Linked DNA regions of Homo sapiens: region 2 is linked to region 1. A link is a loop called in an ENCODE intact Hi-C map of the cell type or tissue named here. Cell type or tissue: PC-3. All regions are shown on one strand. Each heading gives the region's core, and the rest is flanking DNA. Links, peaks and the distances in the headings are about the cores only.

Evidence for each region. Peaks named below come from ENCODE experiments on the same cell type or tissue, not always from the same donor. Only the 100,000 strongest peaks of a DNase experiment are listed, where the experiment ranks them.
Region 2: a loop joins it to region 1, with 8 times the contacts of the local background. A loop is called at or near these places in 4 of 110 quality-filtered maps.

What each region holds. Positions count from the first base shown.
Region 1 is chrX:24,728,087-24,736,641 of GRCh38, forward strand. POLA1 (DNA polymerase alpha 1, catalytic subunit) reads left to right here. Exons shown (of 37, transcript NM_001330360.2): 16 at 4,284-4,368; 17 at 5,669-5,730; 18 at 7,313-7,402. Among named protein-coding and RNA genes, the nearest start is that of POLA1, 38 kb to the left of the region's middle. In PC-3, for the core only: no CTCF peak of the experiment used is centred there; no DNase peak of the experiment used is centred there; H3K27ac peaks cover 542 bases.
Region 2 is chrX:24,510,326-24,518,880 of GRCh38, forward strand. All of the region lies in intron 5 of PDK3 (pyruvate dehydrogenase kinase 3), which reads left to right. It also overlaps the pseudogene SNRPEP9. Among named protein-coding and RNA genes, the nearest start is that of PDK3, 49 kb to the left of the region's middle. RefSeq lists an enhancer at 3,016-3,135. In PC-3, for the core only: a CTCF peak has its summit at 5,307; no DNase peak of the experiment used is centred there.

The DNA.
Region 1 (8,555 bases), core at 374-8,373:
GTCTAGTGTTGGAGTTTTTTCTTAAAGACTTAAATTGCTGAACTTATTTTTATTTTTGTCTATTAAATTTTTTACTTAGGAGAGCTTCAAATGGACACAGACAGAATAATAAAATGAACTCCCCATACCAATCACTCATATTCAGCAGTTAGCAAGATTTTGTTACACTTGTTTATTTCCCTCCTTTTTTTCTTCTTGAAGTATTTTAAAGCTAGTCTCAGACATTGTGTCATTTTCCCTGTGAACCTTGGTATGCTTCTCTCAAAATGTGGTATTTCTTATATAATACCATTAGCACACCTAATAACATTAACAGTGACTCCTTGGTATAATCTAAAATACCCAGTCCATACTTACATGACTCTGTCTCTCAAGATGCCTTTTAAAACTCAGTTTGTTTGAATCAGGATTCACACAAGATTCGCAGATGGTATTTAATCTATGTGCCTCTTGAATCTCTTTTAAACAGGAAGAACTCACTCCTACTCTCCAGTTTTTTTAATGACATTGAATAATTAAAGAATCATTGTTGGTTGTCTTGTAGAATATCCCGTTTTCTCTATTTATTTGCTTTGTTGTGGTGTCATTGGACTTTTCCTCTATACCAGGGGTTGGCAGGCAATCAATTGTCTGTGAGCCAAATCCAGCCTGCTACCTATTTGTGCAAGTCAAATTTCACTGGAAGACAGCATGTTTACAGCTGCTTTTGCACTATGACAGCAGAATTGAGTAGTAACGGTGACCATATTTAGGCCTGCAAAGCCTAAAATATTTACTGTCTGGCTCTTGAAAGAAAAAGTGTGCTGACCCTGCCTTATCCTTCATATTTCCGCATACTATAAGTGAGCTCTAAAGGATCAAATTAGATTCAGGTTCAACTTTTTTAGCCAAAATGCTTTATAGGTGATGCAGTGTACTTCATATTGCATCATATCAGAAGACACAATGTCTGGTTAAGCTGCTATTAGTTGACAAAGGCTGGGATCAGTGGAAAAAAATAACCTGCTATTAGTGAGTCTGTGTCTGATTAGCAGTTGAATGAATGATAACTATTGTAATTCTCCATCAGTTTTTCATCTAAGGTTTTTTAACTTTGACACTACAGGTATTTTGGGCCGGATAATGCTTTTGTGGGGTACTGTCCTGGGCATTGTAGGATGTTTAACAGCATCCCTGGTCTTTACTTTCTAGATGCCAGTAGCATCCGTCCCCTCTAGTTGTGACAACCAAAAAATGCCTACAAACACATCATCAGATGTCCCCGGGTCAGGGGATGTGTATGTGTGTATAAAATTACCCCCAGTTGAGAACCACTGAGCTAATGGCTTCATTTATTAGTCATTTTTGCCGGAATTAGTTAATTTCATTAGAAGTCGTAAAATGGTGATTTTTTAAAAATTCTGTCCATGGTTTTTAAATTTTTCTATAAAATTAAATTTTTTTCTTTAGCCAGTATTATTTGGTTATGCCATAATGGTTTACACAGGAAAGACAGGATAAATGCTTACTTCCTTCTCTTTAATTGCCAGTTGTCCTAGTAGGAAGTTGGGACCTATATTACATGCAGTCGTGACTGATGCTTTATTTATTTATTTATTTTTGTTGTTATGTTTTAACTTCCTAAGTCCTTTTGACATTGATAGGGATCTTTTTTAACAGCATTTTGTCAGTGTTTTCAGTATTTTCTGATTTTTTTTTTTAGTATGTGTTTTGATCTTTTTTTCTTTCTTTTTTTTGAGACAGAGTCTTACTCTGTTGCCCAGGCTAGAGTGCAGTGACATAGTCTCAGCTTACTGTGGCCTCTGCCTCCCAGGTTCCAGTGATTCTCCTGCCTCAGCCTCCCGAGTAACTGGGATTACAGGTGCGGGCCACTACACATGGTTAATTTTTAGCAGAGGCGGGGTTTCACCATGTTGCCCAGGCTGGTCTTGAACCCCTGACCTCAAGTGATCTGCCCACCCCAGCCTCCCAAAGTGCTGGAATTACAGGCGTGAGCCACTGCACCCGGCGTGATCTTTTAATAATAGTTAATACTGTAGATGGCCATAGTTCATAGTTAAGTGTTTGGGAGAAGTTTAATTAGTAGTTAAAATTTTAAGAAAGTATCCACCTCTAGTGTCCAGAATGAGGTTTCCACATTCCATTTTCTTTTCTTTTTTTTTCTTTTTTTGAGATGGAGTCTTGCTCTGTTGCCTAGGCTGGAGTGGAGTACAGTGATGCGATCTCCGCTCACTGCAACCTCTGTCTCCCGGGTTCAAGTGATTCTCCTGCCTCAGCCTCCTGAGTAACTGGAATTACAGGTGTGCGTCACCACATGCCCAGCTAATTTTTATATTTTTAGTAGAGACGGAGTTTCCCCATGTTGGCCAGGCTAGTCCCAAACTCCTGACCTTAAGTGATCCGCCCACCTTGGCCTCCCAAAGTGCTGGGATTACAGGCGTGAGCTACCATGCCCAACCCCATTTTCTAATAAAAGGAAATTGGGCGCTCTGGAGTAATGGCAGATTCAGGGAAGGAAATGTCCAGGATAAGTCTGGAACATCTTATTATACCAGAAAGCAACGACAGTATTAAAATCTACTGAAGATATGTCAAAAGGACTCAGGAATCAACTTGAAGAGTCTTCTACTGAACAAAGATGGGACAATGTGAGGGTAAGAATAAGTTGAACAGATTGCAACACATCAGATCCATGAGTTCATAATGATATTGTCTGCAATGACACCACATCGATCACTTCTGAAGGAAGCTGGGGAACCAACTCATTATTTTGAAAACTGATAAAGGGATTGAATGAAGGTTTTTGACTTTTCTGAACACATGCTATACCTCAGGCAACCAAATAATTGATGAGGGGAAGTTTCTCTTCATAGACGGTTTCCAGCTAATAAATGAAAGATAAATGGAATAGTACCACTTTGTAATTGCCGGTGAAATAATGGATCTAGGAAGTGATCACCAGTGGGTACTTATATCTCTAAGGTAGAGATGAGCAGACATTATGTGCCTGTGCCTTTGGATAGAAGTAATCAGCGCCTCTAAAGTATTCTTGCCCCAGAATTGAACCTGATTTTGATCAAGCTTTTAGACCTAACTATGAATTTATAGACAGTATGGAGACAGAAAAACAAGTTAAGTGACACTGTTGGGACACAAGTAGTAGAATCCATACTATGGGGCACTCTCTAGGACAAACAGCCTAGTTTCTTTAGCAAGTAAATTATAGGGGAATGACAGATGGGATAGGGTTGTACCTGTAGTTTTACATATCAGCCATTACAAAGTATGGTCCTTGTGTGGTAAATAAAATTGAGATAATTGGAAAATATGAAAATTTAAATTCTGCCTGGATAATTAATGATTTTAAGAAATTACTATTCATGTAATTGTATTAGGTGAGATAATTGTATTGTGATTATATTTTTCAAACTTCTTATCTTTCAGAGTGGTGGTGGTTGTCAGCTGGGTGAGATTTTGCCTCTAAGGGGACATTTAACAATGTCTGGAGACATTTTTGGTTGTCACAACTCAGGGGGTCTGGGAATGGTAATACTGGCAACTAGTAGGGAGATGCTGGGGATGCTGCTAACATCATACAGAGCACAGGACAGCCCCCACAACAAAGAATTATTTGGCCCAAGGTGTTAATAGCTCCATGATTGAGAAACCCAGTTTTAGAGATTGATGCTGAAATCTTCCCAGATAAAATGATGGGTTTGGGTTTTGCTTCAAAATAATCTAGAGAGAGGAAGGAAGTAGGTAGGGTTATAGATGAGTTGATAATTGAAACTGGATGATGGCTATACAGGAGTTAATTTTATTTTGTCTATTTTTAATGTGTTTACATATTTTTATAATAAAAAGTTTAAAGTATTTATTATTTTTCGAGACAGAGTCTCACTCTGTCACCCATGCTGGAGCGCAGTGGTGCGATCTCAGTTCACTACAACCTCTGCCTCTTGGGTTCAAGTGATTCTCCTGCCTCAGTCTCCCGAGTAGCTGGGATTACAGGTGCACGCCACCATGCCCAGCTAAGTACTGTATTTTTAGTAGAGACGGGGTTTTACCATGTTGGCCAGGCTCGTCTCGAACTCCTGACCTCAAGTGGTCCACCCGCCTCAGCCTCTCAGAGTGCTGGAATTACAGGCATGAGCCACCACGCCTGGCCAAACTTTTCATATGTGTTTAAATGTGTATCTTTAAATATTCTTGGTGATTTTGGTGAGAATGCAGAATGTATAGTAGCGGTCTGGTAAGTGGGTTTTTTCCTCCTTTCTTTGCAGATTATTGCTATGGCAGCTTTGGTCCATCACAGTTTTGCATTGGATAAAGCAGCCCCAAAGCCTCCCTTTCAGTCACACTTCTGTGGTATGTATTTTTTTTTAAGCTGGCTTACTAACAGCTTGATTTGAATTTCCTTATTTTTTCTCCAGCTATTGGATCAGTAACTTGTTTTTCAAAAATTGTTTTCAAGAATAGTGCATATTGTTAAAGAGGGTTTTGTTTTTTTTTGTTTTTTTTTTTTTTGCCATGGAAACTAAGTTTTATTGGGTTGGTTGCCTCCTATTCAGCTGGTTCATTTTTTTTTTTCTAGGAGAAGTCTGGAGTCTATTTGACATCTTTTTTTTGTTTCAATGGTTGCTCTACTGAGGTTGAGTAGTTTTTTCCTGGGTCAAAATTAGACTTTATTTTCTGATGTCATTCTAATAGCCTATCATAGAAGCTTGATCAAAGTTTTCTGTGTGATGAGGCAAGATGCCAAGGAATAAATATTTACCTATTTGGGAGGAGTTATAGTAATAAGAATTGGAGTTGGGTTGTGCTATGCATAAAATTCAATGGATGAAACAATTCCACCAAGTTCTGCATATGTGTTTTATGAGTCAGTCTCCAAGGAGGATTCTGATATATTCCATGTTGAGAGCTTGGCCAGTTACCTAAGCATTTTGCTGTTTTTTAAAAAAGGGAATAATACCATTGACCTATTATATTTCCTGGGATCTTTTTCAGCCCAGAAGCAGAGATTAACTTGGCGAGCCTCTCGTCTGGTTTTCTTGGGTGTTAGGAAAGTAGGACTAAAACATGCAGAGAAGGGAGTATGAGATATGATTGTTGTGAAGTTTTCCCCCTTAAGTGGGTGGAACACATGGAACAAAATGGTGATGAGAATAGCCTGGAAAATATGTAGAAGAGAGCAATCATGAGTTCATTTCAACACGCATTTATTCACTTCCTCTATGTACGTCACTATGTGAACAGCTGTTGTGTATGGTAAGGAACTTACAGTGTGTAATAGGGGAAGCTTTGGTCAATTTTACCTTTTCAGAAGGCTGAACTGAGTTTCTCCGCTGTATGTTGCTTGCGGCATTGGTGGTGGTGGGATTTCCTTTGAGGAAGACTGCTAAAATCTTCCATTCTGGCTTCAGTGGATAGATAGCAAATGTTTCATCAAAGCAGTTTTAACAACTGCAGGGACTTAGGGTTCTGTGCTTGACCATTCTTTTGAGGTCATCAACATGACCAGTGGAAGTATTTGATGACCCTCCTAATTCTTTAGGGTTGGGGGGAATATATTTAAGACAGTTTCGTTTGGAAACATGTACTATATGATTACCTGAAATTAGACTAAGATGGGTGTTGGAATCTTTATTTTTTTTCCTTTTTACAGTTGTGTCTAAACCAAAGGACTGTATTTTTCCATATGCTTTCAAAGAAGTCATTGAGAAAAAGGTAAAGTGCTCATTATATGAAGCACCTGTTTGTTTGGAGCGAGAAAGAAAAGGGGGGTGGTATGGACTAGTAGAAAAAAGGTGTTTTATATTTTATTAGATTCATTCCTGCCAGATTGGACTATGACATCGACCCATTAAAATGTATTAGACATACACCTAGAAGCATTATTTAACAATGTTTAAATGTTTTACTACCTGAAAATAATGGGATTCTGTACTGTATTGGTGGTTGGATAGGCTCAAACCCCCCTCCAATAGCTTAATTAGAAGCTTCTCTAAAATGCATGATCATATGATTCCTGTTTTGGGAAGGTGTTGGGTAGAGTCCCTCCCCAGCTTGAGGGAAGCTAAATGAAGTTGGGAATACTGTGGACGTTAAAGAGCCATGTATTGACAAAGTTGACATGGGGTTGGCCAAAATGGATCAGTGATCTCTAAATTCCAGCGTGCTCCATGAAGAAGTTTTCATGGGTCCTTAATAAAATGGGGAGGAGTGGGAAGTAGTATAATGTAGTGAATTTTTCACAAAGGTAAATGTATTCAATTAAAAGAATTTTCTTTTATGGATTGTATGTTGTTTCTTTTACGAAGTGATGATATTGATACGTTTTTAGGTTTGTTTTGTTTTTTAATGTCTTCATCTGACAAAAGTAAGCAACCTTGTCAGGTTCTACTTATTTTATTTAATTGGCTTGAGAAGTCCAGTAGTTGGGAGGTACTGTTAGATTAGGCTATTATTTGTGAAGTGCCGTGAATTACCTAACCAGGTAAAATGACCTAGGAAAATTCCATTAGAGTCAAACCGACTTTTTTTTTGAGACGGAGTCCCGCTTTGTTGCCCAGGCTGGAGTGCATTGGCGTGATATTGGCTCACTGCAGCCTCCACTCCCTAGTTCAAGGGATTCTCGTGCCTCAGCCTCCTGAGTATCTGGGATTACAGGCTCGTGGCACCACGCCCAGCTAATTTTTGTATTTTTAGTAGAGACAGGGTTTCACCATATTGACCAGGATGGTCTCAAGCTCCTGACCTCAAGTGATTCACCCGCCTCAGCCTCCCAAAGTGCTGGGATTACAGGTGTGAGCCACTGCGCCCAGCCACTTATAATTCTTAAATATGTTTGTTTTTAGTCTAGTTTCTTATTTATCAGTTCTCATCTTACCATTTGGGATTATTTTATACAATCCTTGGGATTTCTTTGCCCAGTAAATACATAAACAGTGAAGTCTACCAGGGATTATATAGGAAAGTAATGTTTTTGATAGGTACTCTGATTCATATGCTCTAAATGTGTCCAGATGCACAAGCATGTCCCTGTGGAGGGACATTTCTATATTTTATGTTGCTCAGCACTTAAAATATTTTGCTTTATTCACATGCTTATTACTAGAATGAGCTCCTCAGAGACTTTGAAATTATTACTATGAAACCTACAATCAGGAATTTCATTGCTACATTTAGTTTTGAAATGGATGGTTTCTTTTAACCCTAAGAAATCTTACCATAGTTGAACAAGAAGCCAAGATACAGTACTTGCGGACAGTAAAGAGTCGTCAGTGACTGGTGTGTTTTTATCTAACAGAATGTGAAGGTTGAGGTTGCTGCAACAGAAAGAACACTGCTAGGTTTTTTCCTTGCAAAAGTTCACAAAATTGATCCTGATATCATTGTGGTGAGTAGATGTTTGATCATGTTGTGGGGAAGCTCTTCATTTCTTAGTTCTTTTCAGTGTGACTTTATTGGTGCTTTTGAGCAGCAAATAATCTTTTCAGAGTAAAATGATCCTGTGGACTGGTGGGAATTGCTGCTAATAGGAGAAAAAAATAGCAAGCCCACTGCAAGATAGTTTTTTTTTTTCTCTAGTATAAAAGCAACCTATGACTTAGTGTTGAAGTTAAGGATTGTCTGGCTATTTATGCTTAGAGACCAGCACATAAATAAGTAAACATGTACAAATGGAGTTATCGCCAAAATATTGACTTAGTAGTTGTATAGTGGTCACAGGAGTTTATTAATTCCCTTGGTTTGGTGCAAATCACAAAACTAAGTATTTTAATTTTATGAGTTCAGTGGATCTCTATGACATATTCCTTTGAAAACTCAGGGCTCGGAATTGATTTTTCTCTTGACGATCCAGTATATCCCCACTAGATAGCTTGAGCTAATAATTCATTGAGCTATTTTTTGCCCCAATTCCTGAGAGTCATAAGGCAACATTTTGTTTTATATATCCTCTGGCCTTTCTAGTTTGTAGAATATGGAATTCCTTCATTTGTCTTTTTTCTAGGTTAATGGATCAATCATATTGTTTTTGTTTTTTCAGAGGAATGTAGGCTATAAATGCCTATATTTTGGATGTGATATGGGTAATTTGGGTACATTAAAGTCTTGCAAAAGTGTTTGCCGTATTCTTCCCTACATTCATTTTTACTCTTGGATACCTTATCTGGCAACTGTATAGCTAGCATCCTGAGTTCCTGTGGATAGGAAGCGATATCTCTGCACCCACTTCCCTTATGATATTTCAAGACCTATCTTTAAAGTTCCAAAAAGATTCTGTCCACAGTGTTGGACTGTGACATTCTGTCTCAGCACCAGGCCCTCAGTCAGCCTCCAATAACAACAGTTTCTTGGACCCCAAGGAGATGCCATGAAGCCTGGGAAACCTGGCCTGGCTTCAGGTGTTAGAGCCAAGTCTATGCGTGAGAAATCTAGATGTAAGATGGAATTCTGACATGAATATGGGTCCCTGATTCTAGGTATTATAATTTGTAAGTGAGACTTCCTCAAGGCCTTTGGGTCTTCTAATTTAATAAGCAAAACTG
Region 2 (8,555 bases), core at 337-8,336, 220 kb before region 1:
GTTTCCCACTTTACCCAACATTTTTGTTAATCATCCAACTCCTTTTCCCAGTTGGGATAGTTAAGAAGACTAATGCCATTTTCCCAAAATAATAAAAGTGCTCATCGAAGAAAGTTTAGAAAATATGGGAAAAGAGAGAAGAGAATAAAAATTACCTGTTTTCATAATTTAGTGAGAACGTTGTTTTATACATTTGAACTCATATCAGATTTATAGATAGGTGTGTAGCTGCAAATATTGTGTCTAATCTTTGTCTCCGTGAAATCCATAGTATTTTTGAATTTCTCTATCTCCAGCACTAATGCCCATCACACACACCCTTCCTGGCTGAATTTGATACCCCATGGTAGAAGCCTCTATCCTGCTGTCTGCGTCAGTATTTTGGAGTTCTTCCTGTGTCTAATCTGTGATACTCATTATCTGTATATTTAAATGGTCTTTCCAGCCAAGTGTGCATAACCTTTATTCTGCAGTGGGGGATTGGCCTTACATCAGTTACTTTTTCTACCCTGGCAAATGGGCTAGGCAACCTAGAAGGAAACCTGCAGGCCTCTCTTTTCCTTGTAGACCAAAGCAGATGTCTCCAGTCGACTGTCTGCTTCATTTCCTATGGACCCTCCTCTTAATTTTTTGAGCATCAAATGCTTATGCAGAAGCTCTTTCTACCTCCAAGTAAGACTGAGAGAGAATAAAGAAGGCACAGAGCGCCAAAGGTTGAAAGGCCTGAAATTTCTTCTGTGTCTTCTAGCTAAAAGGCACTGGAGTCTCCATCCCCAAATGCCCCAGGAGCAACCATCAGAAGGTCTCAAGAGGCCCAGGCCTCACCAGCTCTTCTTACCAATCCCTGCCAAGTGTTGCCAAGGAAGGGAAGAAATGGATGTCAGCCTCTTTTGACTCTTAGTGAAGTCTTACTGTTGCCTTCCTCTTTTTAGAGTAGTTGGTATTTTCACCCTGGCTTTGTACCTTCTTCCACTATCCTCTGAGATTTCTTAGTTAATCTTCTAACTCAGAATCTCTATAGCTAATCTTTTATTTCCTTCCTTTTGTTTTAAGCAGTTGGATGTTACGAGAGTAAGGGCTCCAGGTTTTAATGACAGCCCTACTAATGATTTTCTTAGCTGTGAGAATCCTACATGGTTTAAGCATAGTCAGATGTCCAGCCCAAATGACCCTGTGTGGGCGTCTGTGTGTGAGCCTCTTTGTGTGCACACATGTGTGTTTTATAGGTTTAATAAGTGTTGGCTAGGTGCAGTGACACACACCTGTAATCCCAACACTTTGGGAGGCCAAGGCGGGTGGATCACCTGAGGTCAGGAGTTCGAGACCAGCCTGGCCAACATGGTGAAACCCCATCTCTACTAAAAATACAAAAGTTAGACGGGCATGGTGGCAGGCACCTGTAATCCCAGCTACTCAGGAGGCTGAGGCAGGAGAATCGCTTGAACCCAGGAGACGGAGGTTGCAGTGAGCTGAGATTGCGCCATTACACTCCAGCCTGGGCAACAAGAGTGAAGCTCCATCTCAAAAAAAAAAAAAAAACCACACAAACAACAACAACAAAACAAGTGTTAAGCCCACTCCCATCCTTAGATCTCTTGAGACAGATTACAGAAAACTCCCATGTAGAAGAGTAGAGACAATATTTTTATTTTTGACTAGACAGTTGTATCAACATATAAAAGTGGGGTGCATCTTGTGTAGCATTAATTGAATGTGCAGAACACTGAAACATGCCTCCTTGCTGCTTATTTAGCACCTTAGTATCTACCTTTACACATCTACAAATTATAGACCCCAGGTAGTGAATGCTAGAATTAGTGTTGTAAAGCAGGTCCTATTATCCTTTGGGAGGTGCCTTCCACTGTGACCCTTTTCCCTCCTTTCTTTGTAAGAAGCTAGGAAATAAAATGGAAAATCCTGCTGTAAGATCATTTTGAAAGTATAAACTTAAATACTTGGTGTAAAAATCGATTCTCACAGCGATGCTAAGTTGCCTGTGTTGTTCTTACATGCTATTACTGCTTAATATAATAGCACACAAGTGGTATCCTCAGAGCGCGTGGCATTATTCTGGTTCAGAAATAATGTCTTGTGCTCTCACTTTGGGCTCTTCAGGTTACAAGTAACAGAGACCCACTCACGCTAGCTCAAGAAAGATTTATCAAAAGAACCTGGTAGGTCCCATGATAATCCAAGGACAGGAAGCACTTTATAGTTGGAGCTATAGAAATTGGAATTATCAGCCTGGCCAACATGGTGAAACCCCATCTCTGCTAAAAATGCAAAAATCAGCCAGGTGTGATGGCGTGTGCCTGTGATCCCAGCAACTCGGGAGGCTGAGACAGGAGAATCGCTTCAACATGGGAGGCAGAGGCTGCAGTGAGCTGAGATTGCACCACTGCACTCCAGCCTTGGTGACAGAGTGAGACTCCATCAGAAAAAAAAAAGAAATTGGAATTAGGAAACAGAAAACAAGGTTGTTTTCTGTGTGTCTTTGCAGCTGGAGTTGCCAAGTCATGGCCTTTCCGCCTTTCTCTGTGCCTGCTCCTTTACCTGTTTTTGTCTGTGTACTGGACGACTCAGTGGCAGCTTGTTGGGCACTCTAGTCCTTCACAGATCATGATAATTTTCAGTGTACCATTTTGGCTTCTGCCCTGCCTGATCACCCCAACTGTCTTGATCCTAAATTCTCAAAAGATGCATTTAATTAACTCAGCTTATCTTTTTTTGCCCACGATCTTGATTCTGAATTCCCAAAAGATGAATTTAATTAACTCAGCTTATCTTTTTTTTTCTTTCCCCCTACGATCACAAGTTTTAGGATTCTGATCAATCTGGAGATTGGATATTCTGCTCCCACTCCCACTTGCCCAGTCTGCTGTGGTTTGGAGCGTGAGGTGTGGGGGCCTACTCCTTTAAAAAATCTCCATTGGATCCCACTTGGGATGGGTTTGGGGTAGGAAGGATGATGATAGACATGCCTTATTAGAATTGCTTTGAGACTTGAAAGGGTTCCTAAAAGGCAGCATATCAATTCCAGAAGGTGGGGTGCGGGCCAGTGTTGTCTCTGTGGGTTCTACCATGGTGCACTGTGGCCAGGGCCAAAAAGTGCAGAAGGTGAATATAGCCCATCAACCTTACCTTCATCTTCAGATACTTGCAAAATAGATCTCGGATTCAGGTATGGCTCTATGAGCAAGTGAATATGCTGATAGAGGGCCGTGTCATTGGTTTTGACGAGTCTGTGAACCTCATATCAGATGATGCAGAAGCGATTCATTGTGAAACAAAGCCAAGAAAACCCCTGGGCCAGATCGTGCTAAAGGAGATCATATTCTGCCACAAAATGTCTCTAACCAGAAATGATCAAGGAAGTGAGACACTATTGAGAACTTGTTTTTTTAGGTGTCATTTGTTGGGAGTATAGTTCTAAAATGCCTGTTCAGATTGTTTCCATTATCTGTATATATTATTACCAGATGACAGTAAATGCTGTGGGATTGTTTTTATTAAAAAATAAAATAAAAACAATTAAAAACAGCCCATCAGCACTTTTCTAATGTTTTCTGGTCATTTACATTTACCTTTTTGTGACACTGGCTTCTTAAACTTCAGCTTTATGATTTTCTGTATTCTGTTAGACTCAAAGTTAGGGACCTTGGCACCTTCCTTTTAATTTTTTCAGCACTCACTCAAATTCATCCTAGTCCAGCCTCTCATATTTTTTGTCTCAAATGATTGCATGCATTCAAGATAGAGGCTAATATTTGATAGCAGAGTTCTGTGGTGAATTTTGAATAGGAAAATCTGATGAAACAACCTCCATTATCTGTTCAATTTTCCTGTGTGCTATTTCTTAAAACGGATTCATGGCTAGTTTGGTTCTGTTGGGCTGATTGCTGTGTGAACCTTCACCCTGTTCTCAGCCTTTTAAAATTTTAGTCTAATGCATTTACAGTTTAGATATTTTAACCTGGGGAAGTATGTATGAGCCACACCTGCAGTTTTGTTAATTACTTTATAATCAGTACCTTAAAACCCTTGAAAACAGATTCCTAAAAGAAGGCATGTCACTTATATTCAGTGGCAATAATAATTCTCTAATATTTTCTTCTAAAGATTGATGGTAAATATTGGCCCCAGTATGCACATAAAAGTAATTTGGCAGTTATCTTTTTTGAAATTTTGATTTCTAATTTAAAAAATAGAAAAGTTTGATTAGAAAGCTTATTATAAGTAGAATTTGCATTTTACTCTAAATGTAAATTACAAGCCATGAGTTGAATTTTGGTTTTGATGGCGATTTTTTAAAGCTTTTTCATTTTTATGTTAAATTATTTTACTTAAACAGAAATGTCCTGTTTGAGTATATAAGTGCTGTTACCCCAGAACCTCATAATCATTCATATCCTGGGAGAGATGAGTGGCAGAATTAGCGTGACTCAGACTTGATTTTCCAGGGAAGTGGCCTAGCTTCTCTTCCGAATTACCTGCTAAGTTTTAAGAATGTGGACTCTCAGGCCTCAACATAGAGCTACTGCCTCGGAATTTCCAGGGGTTCCTTTCATAATCTGTACTCTTTCTTTTAAATTTGGTAACGAATCCCACACACAGCTAGATTGGGGAATGAGTCTAGGCCTCTAGTTCCCAGTCTCACCAAAAGGAACACCTCCCGTCAGTGTAATTTACTGCATGTTGAGAACTTAATCATGGGTCAGAGGATCGTTCCATTTAACAAATGCTAAGTGTGTATTGTGTCCAAGGCATTGCAACATGCATTGTGTCCAAGGAATTTACAAAGATGCATAGTATATATGTAATACCATTAATGCCCTCAAAATACTTTTGGCTAGCTGGTGTATGTGAGTCTACATTGTGATGACTTGAGTTCTTCAAGGATCATCATGCAATTCTTAATTATAACGTTGATACACTGTAAGTTGTAGTGATGCTTTAAAAATTCTTATTCGCACGTGGTTTTAGGAGCTGTACTGGGTCTTTGTGTTTCGAGTTGGCTGCTTCTGTCTAGGCTTGGTCTTTCACATGTTAAATTTGTGTAGCACATTTTCTTAACAACGCTGTCATAATCATGCTACTGGGCAAGCGAATTCCATGAGGAATTAGCACATTTAGTGGGTTTAGGTTATTTTTGTTTTGTAGTGAATGGAAGAGCACTGTTTAAACATCTTTATTACATACCTGGAGGAGTTGTTTTGTGAAGATGTGTTGGCTTTGTGTATCGATAATGAATGATCGTTTTTAGGTTTCAGTGCTTGTGATCTTGGAAGTTTGTGTTCAGCTTTGTGCTTTCACGTCACTAGGTGGAGATGTAGCATTGTTTGGCGGCATAGGCTAAGCAAGAGGAGTGAGTCTTGATTTCTCTTCTTTTGACAAAAGTACTTTACAGATATTTGATAAGGTTTATTATAGCCTAGGAAAACACTTGTAAATTTAGTACAATTCAAAATTTTTAACTTTTTTTTCAGGATTGAAGTTCAATCCTACTTAAGTGTCTATTTTCATACTGATCAACTCTTTTAAACATTTTTTTTCTCCTCTTACTGCTGTTTCCTTTTTGCTGTCCCTCATTATTTCACCTTGTCTGAGTTATTTTAATGTCTCTATCTTTGGTTCTTTATAGAGATTTAATTCTAAAAGTTTAGTAAAGGAATCAGAATTCTTACTCTGAGGTCAAATAATAGATAATTAATTTGGTAGCAATATGAAGTCAATGAACTAAAATTTATAGTCTGAACATACCCTAATCTTATCTTTGTATTATTTTAGGTTAATAATGTCAATTTTTAACATTAACATTCTGTAGGGCTTACTTTTCCCCCTTTGCTTCCTTCCTTCTTTCTCTCACCTCTTGAATATTAAACAAGCACAGTATTTACTTTGCACGGTATTGATGTGGGGAATATAAAGGAAATAAGAGCCTGTCTTCAAAGAGCTGATAATCCTGTTGAGAACATTCCAAATGCGCCCACGAAGCAGCAGTTTTCTACTCCTAGGTATATACCCAAGATAAATGAAGGCATATGTTCACACAAACATTTGGACATAAAGGTTCATAGCAGCACTATTCATAATAGCCAAAAAGTGGAAACAACCCAGATGTCTACCAGCTGATGAACGGATAAAGAAAATATGGTATACTTGTACAATGGAATGTGATATAGCAATAAAAAGAAATGAGATCCTGATACATGCTGTGATGTAGATGATGCTTGAAAACATGCTGGTGAAAGAAGCCAGTCACAGAAGACCGCATATTATTCCGTTTATGTAAAAAGTCCAGAATAGCAAATCTATAGAGATAAAGTAGATCCATGGTTGCCTAGGGCTGGGTGGAGGGGAGTAACTGCTAATGGGTTCGGAACTTCTTTTTGTAGTGATGAATATGTAAACTTGATTATAGTGATTAATGCACAGCTCTGACTATATACTAAAAACCACTGAGTTGTATGTACTTTTTTTTTTTTTTTGAGATGGAGTCTTGCTCTTTTGCCCAGGCTGGAGTGCAGTGGTGTGATCTCAGCTCACTGCAACCTCTGCCTCCTGGGTCCAAGCGATTCTCCTGCCTCAACCTCCCAAGTAGCTGGGACTACAGGCACCCGCCACCATGCCTGGCTAATTTTTGTATTTTTAGTAGAGAAGGGGTGTCACCATGTTGGCTAGGCTGGTCTTGAACTCCTGACCTCAAGTGATCCCCCTGCCTCGGCCTCCCAAAGTGCTGGGATTACAGGTGTGAGCCACTGTGCCCAGCTGTGTGTACACTTTACTTTCAATGAGTGAATTGTATGGCATAAGAATTATCTCCAATAAAGATTTTTAAAAAGTAAATTACCAAAAGGTTTAAAATTTATCAAACTAAGGTTGTTTTTTGTTTGTTTGTTTTTGTTTTTGTTTTTTGAGATGGAGTCTCACTCTGTCCCCCAGGCTGGAGTGCAGTGGCACGATCTCGGCTCACTGCAACCTCCACCTCCTGGGTTCAAGCAATTCTCCTGCCTCAGCCTCCCAACTAGCTGGGATTACAGACGCTCACCACCATGCCTGGCTAATTTTTGTATTTTTAGTAGAGATGGAGTTTCACCATGTTGGCCTGGCTGGTCTTGAACTCCTGGCCTCAAGTGATCAGCCCACCTCGGCCTCCCAAAGTCCTGGGTTTACAGGCGTGAGCCACTGCACCCGGCTCAAGGACTGTTTGTTGACCATCTACACAGGCACTATACGAAGTTCTATGCAAGTTATGAAACAAGTGTTAAGACACAAACGCTGACTTCAGATTGTTTACAGTTCGAGAGAAAAGGCATATATGCAATGTCCAATGTCTTGTAATGCACCTTTGCTTTCTGAATCTGCTCCCCATCTTTGAATCTCCTGAATTCTGTCTTCCGGCTGTTTCTGTAATGGCTCTTATCTTCTTACCATATGTCTTTTATTTTATCCTTTAAAAAGCGGACTGTTGCTCCTCAGACTTTGATAAATATCAGCCCCAGCCTGTTACCTTTAACTAACTCAAAGGACCTTTTAAAGTGATAGTGGCATCTCCAGTAACTTAAATTGTGTGGCTCATGGAAATCTATTCATTCAGCAAATACTTACTGAGGTTTCACTTACAAATAACTCTGGCAAATCACAAGACTGTTGGCATTATTATTTTTAAGATCATGACAAATATTCTTTTGCTACAATTTAGTCAGGTTGCATGGTGCTTAGAACGTATAGTCTTGAGTTCCTAAATTTTCATGAAAAATATATTTTGGTAATAGTATAAGTTAAACAAGTACGTGTTTGGTATAGAGCTAGCTGAATTGCCAGTATTCTAGTATGTTGACATTGTTATGGTCATTAAAACTTTGAGAAAAGAAAGCCAGGCACGGTGGCTCATGCCTGTAATCCCAGCACTTTTGGGAGGCCAAAGAGGGTGGATCACCTGAGGTCAGGAGTTCGAGACCAGCCTGGCCAACATAATGAAACCTCATCTCTACTAAAAATACAAAAATTAGCTGGGCGTGGTGGCACACACCTGTAATCCCAGCTACTCGGGAGGCTGAGGCAGGAGAATCGCTTGAACCTGGGAGGCGGAGGTTGCAGTGAGCCGAGATGACACCACTGCACTCCAGCCTGGGTGACAGAGTGAGACTCTGTCTCAAAAAACAAACAAACGAACAAACAAACAGAAAATCCTTTAAGAAAAGAGAGATTGGCTGGGCATGGTGGCATATGCCTGTAAGGCCAGCTACTTGGAAGGCTGAGGCGGGAGGACTGCTTGAGCCCAGGAGTTCGAGGCTGCAATGAGCTATGATCACACCACTGTACTCTAGCCTAGGCGATAGAGTGAGACGCTGTCTTGGAAAAAATAGAAAAGAGAAATTTTGCATTAGTCATGGTAATTCTATTAAAGCCACAAAAGGGTATTTTGTAAAAGGTTGTAGTTGATTAATTCTACATCCATCCGTTTAGACAGTTTATCTTATGTACCTATAGATATATACATGCACATGTGCACACACACACACACACACACACACACACACACACACACACAC